Regions from separate parts of the Homo sapiens genome. Here region 2 is linked to region 1. A link is a loop called in an ENCODE intact Hi-C map of the cell type or tissue named here. Cell type or tissue: heart right ventricle. All regions are shown on one strand. Links, peaks and the distances in the headings refer to the core of each region. The heading gives the core; the rest is flanking DNA.

Region 1 (8,744 bases), core at 1-8,000:
AAGAAATTCAATAGATGGTCCAATGATGAGCTTAAAGGTTTAGGAAATTAGACCTAAGAAAGAAAGCTAAATAATGCCTTTCTTTGGTCTAAAGGACATAAAAGAATTGAATATGTAAGAAGTAGGCAGTTGCTATTATGGGTCCAATTTAAAATAAATAATAGGGTGACTATCAGAACATACATAAAAGATTAAGCAACTGACAAGAAGGAACATTCTGTTTATAAAACTGATAAGCAGTAAGGCTGGCCAGAAGCAAAATGGAGTGCAACAGAAACTAACTCAAGCATCTATCCACAGTACAAAGCTCAGAAAAGATGAAAGTAGGAATATGAAAACCAATATGAAATACAAGAAAGGACAGTTGGATAGTGAGATTTGGACACGCTGTATTTCTTATAAAGGCCAGAGGTATAAAGTGCTTTGACTCATTCATTCTACATTCATTACTAGGGAAAAGAGTATCAGTCCTGTCTACCCCTTTAAGAGCTTACTTCTAAAAGGGCAAGTCAGCACATTTTAAATCAATATTGCAATTTTTGAATAGACATTTTCCTTCAGAAAGGATAATCTGTTCACATTCAAACCTGGTCTAAATTAAACTCTCTTTTAAACCAACAATTTACCTTCTCCCTTCCTGACTCTACACTCAACAAAACAACCTTTTGACAATTAACTTGTTTCCCAGTATGCTGACCCTAGAAAGAGGGTACCCTAAGAGGAAAACATACATCAATTCTTACACCAAGCATAAATTATTCCCCATTCTTAAGTTTGTTGAGTATAATTAACACAAAATAGTTTTCCAAAGGTATAATCAACCATAAGTAGCTTAAATTTTGTTTCTTGAATTCAAGAGGAAACTAGGCCCTAGAGAGGCTAGTGCATTAATCGGTTGAATAAAGTGATGAATCAGTACAGAACATTTCAAATACAGGGAAGAGATATTACACTGGCAATAGTGAAACACGGTTCTGCTTACACTTTAGTGTAAGAGTGAACAAATAGGAAGTAATCTGTGATTCTATCGCTGCTAAGCCCTGGAACATTTACTAAGAGAATAGAAACTTTTACTCTGGAGATTTTTTTCTCTTTTAAAATAATGGATAGGCAAGTGGTTTTGGGGGCTGTTTTGGGGTTTCAACTCTCAGAGAAAATTCAGTTAATTAGATGGCCTTGGGAAATTTTTTCTGTGTTATTCTATTATTCTCCATCCTTACAAAAAAAAAGTTATCTACTAAGAGCATTAGGAGATCTTCTGATATAGTACGTAAGGATCATCAAAGATGTCTCTGACAAAAATTTCTGCCTGCTACTATTGCAAGAGTAACCATAAGATAAAATTGTTCACCATAACAACATACTGCTACAAGTATTTCTTAGGAAATACATGTGTTGTTCCCAACCCTGTTCCTCCTCTATATCACCCTGCTTTACAATATGACTTGACCAGGTGTTCACTGGGATGAAAGATTAGAAGCCAAGAGTAGGTCCCTCACTTCTCCCTTTCACTTCGAACCCCTCAGCAGGGCTTAATGTCTAGCTTTGAAGCCCAACAGACTAGCTCTTATACTTACTAGTTATATGATCTAAGACAAGCTATTTAACCTTTTTGAGCATTTTCTCATTTCTCAAATAGGTAAAATAGCTATATACATCTCAAGATGCTTTTGCTAATACAATTATGTACAACAATCACCTTGTCCAGAAGGAAAAAATGGAGGGAGGGAGGGATAAATTACAGTACAGACCACTAAATGCTAAACATGTAAGCACAAGAGGCAAGAAAAACAAAAGAACAGCACCAAACTCAGCGTCATGGCATTGTAAAAGCATGAGGTGTGACAGTATACACATGGTAAACGAGGAAGGACCAGTAGTGCAGGAGAGCTGGGTCTTATGGTGTGTGAAGAGAAAAGACGAGGCTGGAGAAACAGGGCCTGAGGGCCATGTTAAGGAGGGGGACCATGGCCAGTTTTACCCAAGGATGTACCATGATCAAATGTGCTTCTGTAGGAGGACCACTCTGGTGGCACTGTACAAGACAAACCAACCTGGGCCAGGGCTGGAGGCAAGAAGATAACCTACATACACAATCTCTTCTTTATTTAGATAGTTTTGTCATTGTTTTAAGTAACATTCTCCCTCCCCTTTTAATCCAAATGATAGCTACTTCACAAGGGGTCTCCAACTGAAAAATGACTGGGTCTCACAGACAAGATCTATACAATCTGGTATAAGTACCAAAGGATTCAAAGTAAAAATGAGAAAATATGGAAAAAAATGTTCATTTCCACTAGGAATCAATGAGCTTCTAGCCAAGATGGATTAACAGGGACCAGATTCATTCTCCCACCTTAAACAACTAAAAACACCAGATAAAATACATGAACCATTTTCAGACATCAGACATTAAGCAACTCAAGGCAGTGGTCCCTGGAGGAGGGAACCAATGAGGTGAGCCCTACAATTGCTGGAGTCTACTGCCTAGAGAAAGTTTTCAGGCCACAGAGCAGGGAGGAGGAAGCTAGGTGGCGCCCAGCAGACACATGAGTTGAGAAGATAGGGTGGGAGTTTAGGGAACTTTGAGTGGCTACAGTTCTTCAAGACTGAGTGTGGAAGGGAAAAGAGCTGCACAGATAGAGAACCCCAGAAATCTGCAGATTCCCCTTTGAGTACCAGTGTGAGAAAACTACCCAAGACTGGGAAAAGGACTACCCAAGAAGAAAATGTTTTTTTTTTTAAAAAAAAAAGCCCCAGAACTCACACAGGGCCAGGTATAGTTCATGTTCCCACCAGCCATGGTGAGAAAACCTCATTAACACCCGGATCACAGGGTTAAGCAGTCAGAAGGGTATTGAATAACATGGCGAAATTTGCTGATCTAAAAGCAAATCTTCCAAGGATCAAACTGATTCCAAGTAACTTCACTGTGTCCCAGAACAAAGCTTAAGAATATTTTTTAAAGTACAAGACTATCCAGCACCCAGCAATATAATGTGCCCTAGTGATTCACTAGAGATCATATGTCTAGTGATCAAAAACTACCAGGCATGCAAAAAGTAGAAAACCGTAACATTTAACCAGGAAGCGAAACTAACCAATAAAAACACATTCAGAAATAACACAACAGAACTAGTAGACAAGAACATTAAGTTATGATAGCTATACTCCGTATGTTCAAGAAGGCACAGAAAAACATAAGCATGTTAAGGAGAGCCACAGAACACATATATAAAAGACCCAAATTAATCTAGAGATGAAAATACACTAGATGAGATTAACAGCAGATAAAACACTATAGAAGACCGATGAACTTGAGTCATAACAATAGAAATTACCTGAAAACAAAACACACACACACAGGGGGTGGGAGGGAAGGCTCAGAAGGAGAAAAAAACCCATAAACACACCCAAAAACTGGAAAATGAACTGAGCATCAGTGACGTGGGATAGCTTCAGGCAGCCCAATATATGTGTAATTGGAGGCCCTGAAGGAGAAGTGATGGAAGAGGGGGCAAAAAAAAAAACTAAAGAAATCATGGCCAAATTTTTTTTCCAAATGAAACAAATTTACAGATCCAAGAAGATCAATAAACCTCAGGAAAAATACATATGAAGAAAACTGCACCAAAAGACATCATAATCAAATTGCTTAAAACCAGTGATAAGGAGAAAAATATTAAAACAGCCAGGGGTGGGGGGTAGAGGGAGTACATTACATACAAAGATACAAAAATAAAAATGACAGTAAATTTCTCTTCTGAAACAATACAAATCAGAAGACAGTGGAGCAACATCTTTAAAGTACTGAAAGAAAAAACTATTTACCTACAATTCATTCAAAAATTAATGCAAAAGAAAGACTTTTTTAGACATACAGAATCTGAAAGAGTACCAACAGACCTGCACTATAAGAAATGCTAGCCTGGCGGGGTGCAGTGGCTCACACCTGTAATCCCAGCACTTTGGGAAGCCGAGGTGGGCGGATCACTGGAGGTCAGCAGTTTGAGACCAGCCTGGCCAACATGGTGAAACCCCATCTCTACTAAAAATACAAAAATTAGCCAGGCATGGTGGCACACATTTGTAATCCCAGCTACTCGGGAGGCTGAGGCAGGAGAATCACTTGAACCCGGGAGGCGGAGGTTGCAGTGAGCCGAGATCATGCCACTGTACTCCAGCCTGGGTGAGAGAGAGAGACTCCTCTCAAAAAAAAAAGAGAAAGAAAAGAAAAGAAAAGAAATTAATTAATTCTAGGCTGGGTACAGTGGCACACACGTACAGTCCCAGCACTTTGGGAAGCTGAGGCAGGAGGATGACTTGAGCCCAGGAGATCAAGACCATCCTGGGCAACATGAATAAACCCGCTCTCTACAAAAAATACAAAAATTAGCCAAGTGTGGTGACATGAGTCTGTAGTCCCAGCTACTCAGGACGCTGAGGTGGGAGGATCGTTTGAGCCCAGAAGGTCAAGGCCATAGTGAGCTATGATTCCACTACTGTGCTTCAGCTGGGGAGACAGAGCGAGACCTTGTCTCAAAAAACAAAACAAAACAGAAAAGAAATGCTGAAGAAATTCCTTCTAGCAGAAGAGAAAATGACAGCAGACAGATATCTGGGTCTACACAAATGACTTATGAGCACCAGAAATGGTAAATATGTGGACAAATGTGAAATATTTTACCTTATTCTTAAAATATTTTAAAAAATAATTGTTTACAGCAATACTTTTTTTTAAATTCCAGCCTGGGAAACATGGCGTAACCCCATCTCTACAAAAAATACAAACAAAAATTAGCCAGGTATGGTGGTGCACATATACGGGAAGCTGAGGCAAGAGGATCCCTTGAGCCCAGGAGGTTGAGGCTGTAGTGAGCCATGATTGTGCCACTGCACTCCAGCCTGGGTGACAGAGCAAGACCCTGTCAAAAAAGAACAAAGAACTGCAGATCTTGATTAACTAGAAAAATCACTTAAAAGAAAACTGAGGGCTAATATGATTGTAGGTGTGGTCACAGAGTGGGATCTATTCAGTTATGGAATAAATTGGGGTGAAGGCAGGTTCAGAGCACGATCATCAGACAAGTGTTTTTGATTAATAAACACTTAATAATAAGCAGTGGGTTTTTGATTAATAAAACACCACACAGGTATCAAAGGAAAAGTAAAGGGGAGGGTAAAGTAAAAAGAAATGAAATTTAGTATCAGACAACAGATTTCAGAGCAAAAAATATTATTAGATATTACCCAGGATCAATAAAAGTCATTTCCTAACAATAAAGGAGCCAATTCTTAACAGCCCTACAATGCTGCTCATTCACAGGAAAAAAAATGGGCAAATGAAAATAATAAATTATCTGCTTTGAGTTATCTTTGGTTTATCGAATTAAAAATAAATTTTTAATAACGGGGAAAATACTTCGTTGGGAGAAAATTCTATATGAATATTTTGATATTTCTGCATGGTCAGGGCTTTCCAAGCAAAGGACACTGACGAGTTGATTGAATAGCAAAGGCCTTGAAAGGCAGAGACAGTATCTCCCTAAAGATAAAGAAATCTGGAGAAATTTAGAAATGTAAACCTCTTTACTTCCTGTTCCTGAAACATGTGCTTATACTCCAGGATAATAAACTTAGTGATACCTTCCCTCTCAACCCTGGAGATTTGCTTAATAAGTAATCTCAATCTCTCTCACTCTCTCCCCAGAGAAGAGGATGGGCAGATGTGCCAGTAATTTCTATTTAAATGAATCTCAGAAGTTTAGGGTTCTTCTCCTTTGGTGCAACTTCCTGCATGCACAGGGATCTCACCTGGTTCTCATCCCATCCCCTCACTCACCGTGGTGACCGGTGCTTTGAAAACAAAAAAACTAGGCCGGATGCAGTGGCTCATGCCTGTAATCCCAGCACTTTGGAAGGCCAAGGCAGGCGGATCACCTAAGGTCAGGAGTTTGAGACGAGCCTGGCCAACATGGGGAAACTCTGTCTCTACTAAAAATACAAAAAATAGCCAGGCGTGGTGTCATGTGCCTGTAATCCCAGCTATTCAGGAGTCTGAGGCAGGAGAATCGCTTGAACCCAGGAGGCGGAGGTTGCAGTGAGCCAAGATTGTGCCATTGCACTCCAGCCTGGGTGACAGAGTGAGACTCCATCACAAAAAAAAAATAATAATAAATAAACAGAAATTAGTGCTAAGGTATTGCTATGGCTGCTGCATTTTGCTGTAATAAACCATCCTTCTCTGTGATCCAAAAAGCCTCATGTCTCTTGCTAGAATATATATATGTATAAAATATACATATATTACACATAATTGTGTAATTTACAACTATAATATAGAATATATGTATATTATATAGATTATATATTATTCTATGTGTATAACATAGCTTATATGTGTATAATTATGTATATGTATATTATATGTGTTTTATATGTATATGTATGTAATATATACACATATACACACACACTCTTGAAAGCAGGGAAACTCTCAGACCCGTCACAGTTTCTGACGTAACATACTTATGACAAAAAGTCACCACAGACCTACCACTCAGCTATCCATGATTCTTATTTTGATGTATTCTCTTCTGAATTTTCTTTCTATAATGAACATCTGGTACTTCTGATCTTTAAGACTATAAAAAGTTTAACTATCAGAGTCCAGAATCAAGATGGCCGAATAGGAGCAGCTCCGATCTGCATCTCCCAGCGTGATCAATGCAGAAGACGGTGATTTCTGCATTTCCAACAGAGGTACTGGGTTCATCTCATTAGGACTGGTTCACCTGGGAAGCACAAGGGGTCAGGGAATTCCCTTTCCTAGCCAAGGGAAGCCGTGACAGATGGTACCTGGGAAATCGGGACACTCCCACCCTAATACTGCGCTTTTCCAACAGTCTTAGCAAACGGCACACCAGGAGATTATATCCTGCAGCTGGCTCGGCGGGTCCCCCACCCATGGAGCTTTGCTCACTGCTATAACAGCAGTCCAAGATGGAACTGCGAAGGTGGCAGTGAAGCTGGGGGAGGGGCGTCTGCCATTCCTGAGGCTTGACTAGGTAAACAAAGCAGCCAGGAAGCTCGAACCGAGTGGAGCCCACCACAGCTCAAGGAGGCCTGCCTGCCTCTGTAAACTGCACCTCTGGCGGCAGGGCATAGCTGAACAAAAGGCAGCGGAAACTTCTGCAGACTTAAACGTCCCTGTCTGACAGCTTTGAAAAGAGTAGTGGTTCTTCCAGCATGGAGTTTGAGATCTGAGAATGGACAGACTGCCTCCTCAAGTGGGTCCCTGACCCCCAAGTAGCCTAACTGGGAGACACCTCCCAGTCGAGGCCGACTGACACCTCATACAGGTGGGTGCCCTTCTGGGACAAAGCTTCTAGAGGAAGGATCAGGCAGCAACATTTGCTGTTCTGCAATATTTGCTGTTCTACAGCCTCCGCTGGTGATACCCAGGCAAACAGGGTCTGGAGTGGACCTCCAGCAAACTCCAACAGACCTGCAGCTGAGGGTCCTGACTATTAGAAGGAAAACTAACAGAAAGGAATAGCATCAACATCAACAAAAAGGACATCCACACCAAAACCCCATATGTAGGTCAGCATCATCAAAAACCAAAGGTAGATAAAACCACAAAGATGGGGAGAAACCAGAACAGAAAAGCTGAAAATTCTCAAAACCAGAGTGCCTCTTCTCCTCCAAAGGATCGCAGCTCCTCACCAGCAATGGAACAAAGCTGCACGGAGAATGACTTAGACAAGTGACAGAAGTAAGCTTCAGAAGATCGGTAATAACAAACTTCTCTGAGGTAAAGGATGATGTTTGAACCCATCACAAAGAAGCTAAAAACCCTGAATTCTACCAGAGATACAAAGATGAGCTGGTACTATTCCTTCTGAAACTATTCCAATCATTAGAAAAAGAGGGAACCTCCCTAACTCATTTTATGAGGCCAGCATCAGCCTGATACCAAGACATAACAAAAAAAGAGAATTTTAGACCAATATCCCTGATGAACATCGATGCAAAAATCCTCAATAAAATACTGGCAAACAGAATCCAGTAGCACATCAAAAAGCTTATCCACCATGATCAAGTTGGCTTCATCCCTGGGATGCAAGGCTGGTTCAACATACACAAATCAATAAACGTAATCCATCATATAAACAGAACCAAAGACAAAAACCACGACTATCTCAACAGACGCAGAAAAGGCCTTCGACAAATTTCAACAGCCCTTCATGCTAAAAACTCTCAATATACTAGGTATTGATGGGACATATCTCAAAATAATAAGAGCTATTTATGACAAACCCACAGCCAATATCATACTGAATGGGCAAAAACTGGAAGCATTCCCTTTGAAAACTGGCACAAGACATGAATGCCCTCTCTCACCACTCCTATTCAACATAGTGTTGGAAGTTCTGGCCAAGGCAATCAGGCAGGAGAAAAAAATAAAGTGTATTCAATTAGGAGGAAGTCAAATTGTCCCTGTTTGCAGATGACATGATTGTATATTTAGAAAACCCCATTGTCTCAGCCCAAAATCTCCTTAAGGTGATAAGCTACTTCAGCAAAGTCTCAAGATACAAAATCAATGTGCAAAAATCACAAGCATTCCTATACACCAATAACAGACAAACACAGAGCCAAATCATGAGTGAACTCCCATTCACAATTGCTTCAAAGAGAATAAAATACCCAGGAATCCAACTTACAAGGGATGTGAAGGA
Region 2 (9,769 bases), core at 833-8,832, 310 kb before region 1:
TGTTGGTGTGCTGCACCCAGCAACTGGTCATTTAACATTAGCTATATCTCCAAATGCTATCCCTCCTCCCTCCCCCCACCCCACAACAGGCCCTGGTGTGTGATGTTCCCCTTCCTATGTCCATGTGTTCTCATTGTTCAATTCCCACCTATGAGTGAGAACATGTGGTGTTTGGTTTTCTGTCCTTGGGATAGTTTGCTGAGAATGATGGTTTCCAGCTTCATCCATGTCCCTACAAAGGACATGAACTCATCATTTTTTATGGCTGCATAGTATTCCATGGTGTATATGTGCCACATTTTCTTAATCCAGTCTATCGTTGTTGGACATTTGGGTTGGTTCCAAGTCTTTGCTATTGTGAATAGTGCTGCAATAAACATACGTGTGCATGTGTCTTTATAGCAGCATGATTTATAATCCTTTGGGTATATATGAAGTAATGGGATTGCTAGGTCAAATGGTATTTCTAGTTCTAGATCCTTGAGGAATCACCACACTGACTTCCACAATGGTTGAACTAGTTTACAGTCCCACCAACAGTGTAAAAGTGTTCCTATTTCTCCACATCCTCTCCAGCACCTGTTGTTTCCTGACTTTTTAATGATCGCCATTCTAACTGGTGTGAGATGGTATCTCATTGTGGTTTTGATTTGCATTTCTCTGATGGCCAGTGATGATGAGCATTTTTTCATGTGTCTTTTGGCTGCATAAATGTCTTCTTTTGAGAAGTGTCTGTTCATATCCTTTGCCCACTTTTTGATGGGGTTGTTTGTTTTTTTCTTGTAAATTTATTGGAGTTCATTGTAGATTCTGGATATTAGCCCTTTGTCAGATGAGTAGATTGCAAAAATTTTCTCCCATTCTGTAAGTTGCCTGTTCACTCTGGTGGGAGTTTCTTTTGCTGTGCAGAAGCTCTTTAGTTTAATTAGATCCCATTTGTCAAGCTTCCTTTTTTTTTGAGATGGAGTCTGGCTCTATCACTCAGGCTGGAGGACAGTGGCCTGGTCTCCGCTCACTGCAACCTCCACTTCCTGGTTTCAAGTGATTCTCCTGTCACAGCCTCGCGAGTAGCAGGGATTACAGGCGTGCACCATCATGCCTGGCTAATTTTTGTACTTTTAGTAGAGACGGGATTTCGCCATGTCGTACCCGGCTGGTCTCGAATTCCTGACGTCGGGTGATCTGCCAGCCTTGGCCTCCCAAAGTGCTGGGATTACAGGTGTGAGCCACCAAGCCCGGCCTGCTTCCTTACTTCTACTTTTAGGTAATTTCTAAAATTTTTGACCAGGCATTAATTTCTATGATTAAAAGCAAACTGTTTTGTGTCATTTATTTTTTCTGATTAAAAAAGCAATGTTATTTTTTAAAGAAAAATTTGAAACTACAAAATACATTGATAAGAAAATAAAAAATTCACAATCCCAATATAGTGCATAAAATATCAACATTTTATTTGATTAGTACCTAAGCATTATCATATCTTTTTATAAAATTGGGCTCATGTCATACACAATATGTCATCACATTTCTACGTAACGTATTATAAATAATTTTCCATGGCTTTGAAGTGCTCTACAGCATCATTTTTCATGTCTTCACAATATTCAACATGAATGAACTATATCTGGTTTAATCAATTCTTGTACATACATCATTGTGCATGTCCCTAAAGTGGAAGAAAACTGTGGAGATTGAAAATAGGCTTTTGACTCATTCAGACCTGGATTCAAATCCTGTCTATACCACTTGCTGGATGTAACTTTAACCACATTTACTAAATTTTTCTAGATCTCATGTTTCTCACACACAGATAAGGCGATAATAATATCTTCCTTACTGAGTTATTGTGAGAACAAAATTGTATATATAAATTGTTTTGGTGCCTGGCACACAGCAATTGATAGCCTTGATTATTTTCTTAGAACACATTTCTAAAAGTAGAACTTTCGGGTGAAAGTGTATAACCATTTTGAAATTTCTTGAGGTACACTGCACTATAGAAAGAGTGTATAAATTTCACTGAAAAGAGGGAGTCAGGAAGAAGTTTTTTAAAAAATTAAACTTGTTTTGAGCCTTGTGTACCCAACGCAATAATGGGCTCATTCAGTAAAACAGACATGAAACAATACCCTCTCTAATCTATAATTGTTATAACCTGGCTCTTCCCCAGCCTTCTGTCCACCGGCTTTATTGCCCCCTGCTTCTAAAAGTGTCTTAGTTGAGTCTTCCCAGATTCTCCACAGCTTACTCCAGGGAAGCTCTCTTTAAGACTCTTCTCTACTGAAGACTTCCGGTGCTCCTTCACTTTGCACTGCTGGAGACTTCTGCAATCTCTGTAACATGCTCATGCTAAATCCTCCATCAGACTGCAAACTCCTGAAGTCCAGGGACCAAGGCTATGTTATGAAAATGAAATTGCTTTTGATTCTTTGGCTAACCACCCAAATCAGAACTGTTCAGGAAGATCTAAGATGTGGAAAAGTCGTACATACAGAATCTACCTTATAGGTGAGAAAATCTGGACTCTGGGAGGGAACATGCCCTTCCCAAGAGCACACACCAAGCAATGGAGCCTCGTTCCTGTCTCTCCACCTTACTGCTATCACCTCCAGCTGCCTCCCACCAGTTTCATGTTTTATTGCTCAATCTAAGCCCTGTGTTATCCGCTACACTATCTCAATTTGAAAAATCTTGCCCTTGACTCTTGCTTTTGTGCAGCCTACTGCCCTACTGTCAGTCCAGATCATTTCTGCATATGGACATCACACACACTCCCACCCACCACTCTTCCTTGAACTGGGGGAGGTAACAGAATCTGCGCCCACCCCGGCATTCCTGCACATCCTGAACATAAAAGCAGTTGTGAAACATGCAGAATCCTCCCCGATTTATTTCTTTTTACCTTACATCCCTTCCACTTTGATGTCAGTAGAATATTTGAAAGAAAAGAATCTAACGTGACCTACTACCCTGGAATGCCAAGAAAAACAATTACCAGGTCGATGGAGCTCAGGGAGCAGCTGGTGGACATGAATGAATGGGGCAAAAATAGTTTGTTTTCTAAACTCGTTCCACCTCAGGGTTGACCATCAGGTCTTTTGCTGGAGGCCGCCCAGAGCTCCCCACTTTCTGAACCTCAGTGACCCACAATCCATTCCTAAAAGGGAGAGCCTCCTGTCTTTCTCTCAGTTCCCTCAGGCTCTTAGCAGGACTCAATAAGAGCCCCAGAAATTTCCCAGAAGTAGGTGGATTTAAAAACACTTAAAATTGTAAGGGTGGGTGGTGGAGTCAGGTGGGAAGAAGCGAGTAGAGTTGGAAGGAGGATCTGCCCTCTTCTTAGGCCAGCTACAGAGTGATGCTAAATTGCTTAGGGGGGTAGTGAAGGTCACACGGAGCTCAGTTCTATCCTGCCCAGACCCCCAGAGCCTGTGATGACCAACATCTCCCCAGTTGTAGTGATTATCACAACTGGGCCCTTTTGTACAGCAGGATGGTGCTGTGGGGGATGAAGATCAATGTGGGCTTTGGAAAGGGCTATGTGGTGGTGCATAAGAATTTGATCCTTATTATGGCCAACAAGGCCAATCTTAATGTGGCCCTTCCTCCCCTCCCTGTCTTCCTCTTGCAGCAGTCAGTGGTCACTGATACTTTCTGCTCTACAAGCTACTTTCTGCCACAGGGCATTTACACTTGCTGTTACCCCTGTCTATATGGCATGCTGAACTTAGCACCACAAGTATGTACCAACGAACCTGCATAAAATATGATGGACCTATTACTGGTATTACCTGTCCTGCCTGTGGGCATTACTACACACACACACATACACACACACACACACACATACACATACACACACACACACCCTCACATCTCTGAGTGTATCTGCTATATCTTAGCATTACTAGTCCCTTCTCTTCATTCACATCTCTGATTGGCTGACTCCTCCTCAGAAAAGTCTTTCCTGGCTACTCTCTAAAATAGCAATCTCCCTCCCCCAGTCTATGCATCCTCTCTCTCCTTACCTTGAATCATTTTCTTTATCATGTAGTCTGCCTAAAGTAGAATTACTTACTTATGAGTTTGTTTTCGCTTCTATTCCTGCCCCAGATTCTAAACTCTATGAGAGCAGAAAATTATTTTACTCATTGATGAATCCCAAAGCCTAGAACAAAACCTGACTTATAGTAGGCACTGAATATGATATGCATTTATAATCAGTGACTAAAAGAACTTCCAGGAGTACTTTTGATTCATAAGGAAGAATTTTATGTAAACTGGGAGAGGTTTAATAGCTGAATCTGTCTCCCCTCTTCCCACTGAGTTCTTTGACTTTATTTTAATGGGTCAGAGTTTCCGTGGACTTAGTGCCTGAGTGGTTTCTACAGAGCTGGGGCACCCCCAAAAGCCAGGGCTCTTCCAGTATGAATGATGGAGGTGTTTCCAGAGGAAGTCATCTGAGAGAAGAGCTCTTTGCAAATGACTGCTCAGGGACCCAGGATGTACACTGACAACACACCCCACTTCTGCACCCAAGTCAAAAGCTTGTATTGAAGAGTGATATATCTTTTGTATGTCATACTTCAAATTCCATTGTTTACAGAGGAAGTACTATTGTTGACAAGCATAAGCCATTTAGAAATATGACAGAAGTTATGAGCCCTGAAAGAAAGGACAGTCCTCGAACTGGAAGGTTTGACCATGGAATTTCATTCTCTTTGCTCATTTATGTGTGCTGAAATGTTTCTTTTCAGCATTTGACTATAAAAAAGGCAAATGACTCAGAAGGGAGAGGAATTCATACAACCGCTAACTGTCCATTGGTAGCCGCGAGCTGTGAAAGATGAGGATCTAGTCTTGGTGTGGTAATATCTCTGTGCCACCAGGACAGTAATAAGTCCTTACATAAAATGTGGGCATGACTAGTGTTCACGAAGATTTCTGACTCTCCTCTCCTTCTGAGCACATATCCCTCAATGTAAGATGTATCCTTGTGACTTGCTTTGGCCAGTGAAATGTGAGTGGAAGGACGTTTGTCAATTCTGGTGGAGAATATTTTAGAGCCAGCACGAGTCTCCATGCTCTCTTTTCCTGTCACTGTGAACCTGAAGCCTGATATTGAGGTGACAGTGGAGATTCTGCAGTTTGGGCCTCTGAGCGTCTACCACCAACGAGTCCTCCCTTCGAACTCCCCCTTCAACCTGAAGTGAGCTTTGTTTTATGCACTGGGATTTTGGGGTTGTTTGTTATAGTGGAAGCTCAGCCTATCCTGACTGTAGCCTCCCTATAATAAATCAGGTTCTTTTCCCATACATTAACTCATGTGATGACCACTGCAACCCTGTGAGTTTCATTGCACAGATGAGGAAACTGAAGCTCAGATTCAAAAACTGATTCCAAAGCTGATTTAACGGATTCCAAAGTCAATTCCCTTCCCACTATACTATGTTGTCTTCTACTCTGAAGAAGATTCAACTTTTATGTTTCTCTGGATCCTGTGGGGCCCACAGCCCTTGTTCTGCAACTATGGCTTATTGGAGTTTGATTTGTTGTGGTCTACAGCCTCGCTGACCTTATGATTCAATGAAGGAATTGGAGAAATAAGCAAACACTTATTTTGACCCTAAGAAGCAAGTTAGAAAGCAGGCACACTATGAACACGTGGAAGGGCAGAGCATGCGCATCTGCATGAGGTCGGGAGGGCGTGAGAGAGCCTGGGGCTGGGCAGTGCAGTCCGTGTCCAGGGAAGCCTGACAGTCAGCAGGGGGAATGTGAGGTTGGACTGGGTCCTGGAAGACTTGGGTTCCAGGCCTGGCTCGGCCAGCCTTGGTGACTCACCTTTCTGGGCCAACCTCCCAGCTGTGGAATAAGCATTTTGGATTCCAACCCTGCCTGCACATTAGCATCACCTGGGGAGCTTTAAAAAGACAAATCACCACCCAGCCTCAGAGATTCTGATTCAGCAGATCAGGGGCAGCACACAGGCCTCTGTAGTTTTAAACAACTTTTAAAAGGACACTGAAGCACAGGCAGATTTGGGCGTCACGGCGCTAGACCATTCTAGGATGCCCTTTCTGTTGTTTCAGTGCCTGGGATCCACCCTCACGACCCATCTGTTTCTGCCAAAGGTGTTTTAGCTATCCCTGGAGTCCACCCAGACCTCTGGGAAAACTTGTCTGAGGCCTGTGCCAGAACTCCAGTGGCCACTCAAAGTCAGAAATTCCAGAGGGACTGTGGGATTCCATGGGGCTTCAAATCCACTTCCCAAGCTATGCCATTGTGAGGAAAGTAAGACAAAGTGTCGAGGGGCTGGGAAGATTAGTAAGCAAAAGGCTTCCCTGAGACAGCATCTAAACTTGCACGGAAGACAGCCTTTCTAGACCAGAGCAGTTTCATCCCAAAGCAGGTCCTTGGACACTGCTCCCTCTCAAATCCCATCCACCAGGAAATGCTTTCCTGGCCTACACAGAACTAGCTGGCTTACTGCAAAGCTTCTTCAGATTTTCCTCTTGATAGACCCCCGCCCCAGGACTTCTCTGCCCTTTAAATTCTGGCATCCTGACACTGGCAGCATTAGCTGTGGGCTTGGTTGAAGAAGAAACTGCAGCAATGCCAGGGAATCAGCAGGAAGACCTCCAGCTTCCCCACAGCCTCTTGGCAGAACTCAGGGTGGCCTCTCAGCTGGTATACTGCAGCCAGGCTGCTGGGTACTTGCCTGGACCTAGTGCCAGGCCCCACAGCAGAGGGCAAGGTGTGTGGCTGCCTTGGTTGGCAAGTGCATTCCAATTCCTAGGAATCTCATGGAATCGTGCTGTGAATTAGCTACCTCACAGCCTCTACCCAGCTAACTACCCTCCTCTGCCAATTCTAGCTCTAATTTTTTTGTCCATTCCTCCCTCTGCCATCATCCTACTTCAGGTCCTTTCTTCCTCTTGCTTGACTCTGATGTGATGGCATCCCAGATAATCTTCCCACCTCTGTTCTCTCATCCTCCAACTTATAATATGCAGTTCTGCCAAGATGATCTCCCTAAGCCACAGCTCTCATTCTGCCACTCCTAAATTAAAAAACAAAACAAACAAAAAAACAAATTCCCAGTTGTCTCCATCATAGTTCAGGTTTTCTGGAAATAGAGTTCGAGCAGGAGAATTGCATGCAGAAAGTTTCCTGGGGAATGCTCTCGGGAGACAGACCTGTAAGGAAGTAAGGAAGACAGGATAGGCCCCAGAAAGAAGCTGGCCCACAGGTGGTGATACCTGAGGCCTCTGCTGGTTCTATCGGGAGTTCTGGATTTGGGATGGCCCTGCAGAGTAGTCCCAAATTGAGCCCAGTTTCCAGACATCAGCCATTCATTGGTCACAGTCTACCCCACCCCACAAAGGGGGCATATTCCCAGGTAACACAGCTCCCTGCAGCCGAAGGCAGTGCCTAGTGAGGAACACAGCTCGGAGACATCAGCAGGTGATGCTCCCAGCAGCCAGGGCATGGCTCTGTGGACCCTGAGCAGGGCTCTAAGAAGGGGACCCCATTATCCACTTCTGTTTCTTCAGCTTGGCACTCATGCCTACCTCCCATTCTGCTATAGAACCCACCCCTCCCTTTTTTTCTCTTTTGTCTTTCTTTTTTATTATGGTACAAATATATACAAATTTGCCATCATAACCATTTTTACATGGACAGTTCTGTGGTATTAATTTACAATGTTGTGCATCTGTCATCACTATCCATTTCCAAAACTTTTTCATCACCCCAAACAGAAACTCTGTAATCATTAAGCAGTAACTCCCATTCCCTACTTCCCCGAGCCCTGGTAACCTCTAAACTACTTTCTGCCTCTGTGAATTTTCCTATTCTAGATATTTCATATATGTGGGATCATACATTTGTCCCTCTGTGACTGGCTTCATTCACTCAGTATGACTTTCAAGGTTCACCCATGTTGTGGCATGTATCAGAACTTCACTCCTTTTGATAGCTGAACAATATTCCATTGTATGGATAAACCCTGTTTTGTTTATCCATTTATTTGTTAATGGACATGTGGGCTGTTTTTACCTTTGTATCATAGTCAATAATGGTGCAATAAACATTAGTATTCAAAATATCTGAGTTCCTGCTTTCAGTTCTTTGGAATATACACCAAGAAGTAGAATTATCCACTCCTCTCGTAAACACCTAGGTTTCTGTTGAAACCATTCACCAGCCCTGGACCATGACTCATGATTCCCTGCCTCCAGAGACCAGTATATTCTGACCTTTCCACCCGGAACCCCCTTCTTCCCTTCTCCACATATCAAAATCGTCTCCATTTGTGCTAGGCAGAAAAAAAAGTGTCCCCTCCCCAAAGATATATTCATTTCCTAATCCCCAGAACCTTTGAATATTACCTAACATGGCAAAAATTGTTGAGGTAAGCATCTTGAGAGGGGATTATCCTGGATTATCTAGGGGGTCCTGAGTGCCATCACATGTATCGTTGTAAGAGGGGACAAGGGAGAGTAGGCAGACACACACAGAGAAGGCAACGTGAAGGCAGAGACAGAGTTTGGAATGATGCAGCCCCAAACTAAGAAACACCGAGGATTGCCGGCAGCCACCAGAAGGTGGAAGAGACACGGAACCGATTCTCCCCTGGACATGCCTGGGTTGTGAAATCTTTAAGCAGGCATGAAGGCTTATGCACCAAAGTATTTCATTTAAATTCACGTGGTAAGTATTTAGCATGAGCCAGGCTGTGTTCCAGAGACCAAGCCCTCAGATTGGAACCCATATATTTTTTCCAGTTTTTAATTTTGTAAGTAATTCATTTGATCAACAAATATTTATTGAACAGTTACTCTGTGCCAAACACTGTTTGGGGATCCAGGAATACAATGGTTAACAAAATAAACATCCCTTAGTCCTTGACACCCCCCAAATAGTCCTTGTCCTCATGAAAGAGACAGAAAATAAACACATCTATATACATTTATATGTATTTCATGACGAGAAATGATAAATGTTATAAAGAATTTTGGAAGTAATATATAAATACATGCTCATTATAAAAAAGAAATAGAAAAGATGAAGTAAAAAATGAAAGTACACTTCAGCACTACCTCTAATTCCATGCTGCTCCCAGAGGTAACCACCGTTAGCAGTATGCATCCTTCCTAGCTTCTTTCTGTGCAGTTATATAAACCTTACAAATCACCTATATGGGTATTTTTTGCATAAACAGAATATACTTTATGCGTTGCCCTGAATCTCAGCATAGAATTACACATAGAATAAATGTTTGCTCTGTATAGGTTGATGAGTATTGAGTTTCTTAAACTTCTCAAAAGGCCCACCCACCTAATGCTGAGCATCAGGGCCAGGTCCAAGGTAAGCAGCTGGTTCTCCGGCTTCTTCTGTTAGTGGGTGTGTGCTTTGGTGAGCACCTTGGGTGCAGAGAAGAGATGTGAACAAAGCACTGTTTGCCAGCCATGTGGAGGAGGTGGAGGTGACACCTCCCTGGGCACCAGAGTACAATATGTGTGTAGACAGTCTTTCTGTTTCCAGCCCCAGTGTTACCCCGTTTAGTTCTTTTTGGAGATGGAGAAAGGCTTCTTTGCGTTCAGAGTCTGTATTGAAGATTTGGGACAGCCACAGGCCAGATCCCTAACCCTGGTCTGAGAGGTATCTTTCATCCCTCAACAGACATTTTCAGAATAAAGTACCAGACAGGGTACCAGGCCCTGGCCATGACCACTTCCAGAATAATCCCAGGAATGGAGTGGAGTGGCAA

Evidence for each region. Hi-C counts contacts between places; a loop is a spot of excess contacts. Peaks named below come from ENCODE experiments on the same cell type or tissue, not always from the same donor. Only the 100,000 strongest peaks of a DNase experiment are listed, where the experiment ranks them.
Region 2: a loop joins it to region 1, with 5 times the contacts of the local background. A loop is called at or near these places in 5 of 110 quality-filtered maps.

Annotation. Positions count from the first base shown.
Region 1 is chr1:165,683,776-165,692,519 of GRCh38, forward strand. All of the region lies in intron 2 of ALDH9A1 (aldehyde dehydrogenase 9 family member A1), which reads right to left. Among named protein-coding and RNA genes, the nearest start is that of ALDH9A1, 10 kb to the right of the region's middle. In heart right ventricle, for the core only: no CTCF peak of the experiment used is centred there; no DNase peak of the experiment used is centred there.
Region 2 is chr1:165,377,497-165,387,265 of GRCh38, forward strand. No RefSeq gene overlaps it. Among named protein-coding and RNA genes, the nearest start is that of LMX1A, 26 kb to the left of the region's middle. In heart right ventricle, for the core only: no CTCF peak of the experiment used is centred there; a DNase peak (open chromatin) is centred at 5,771.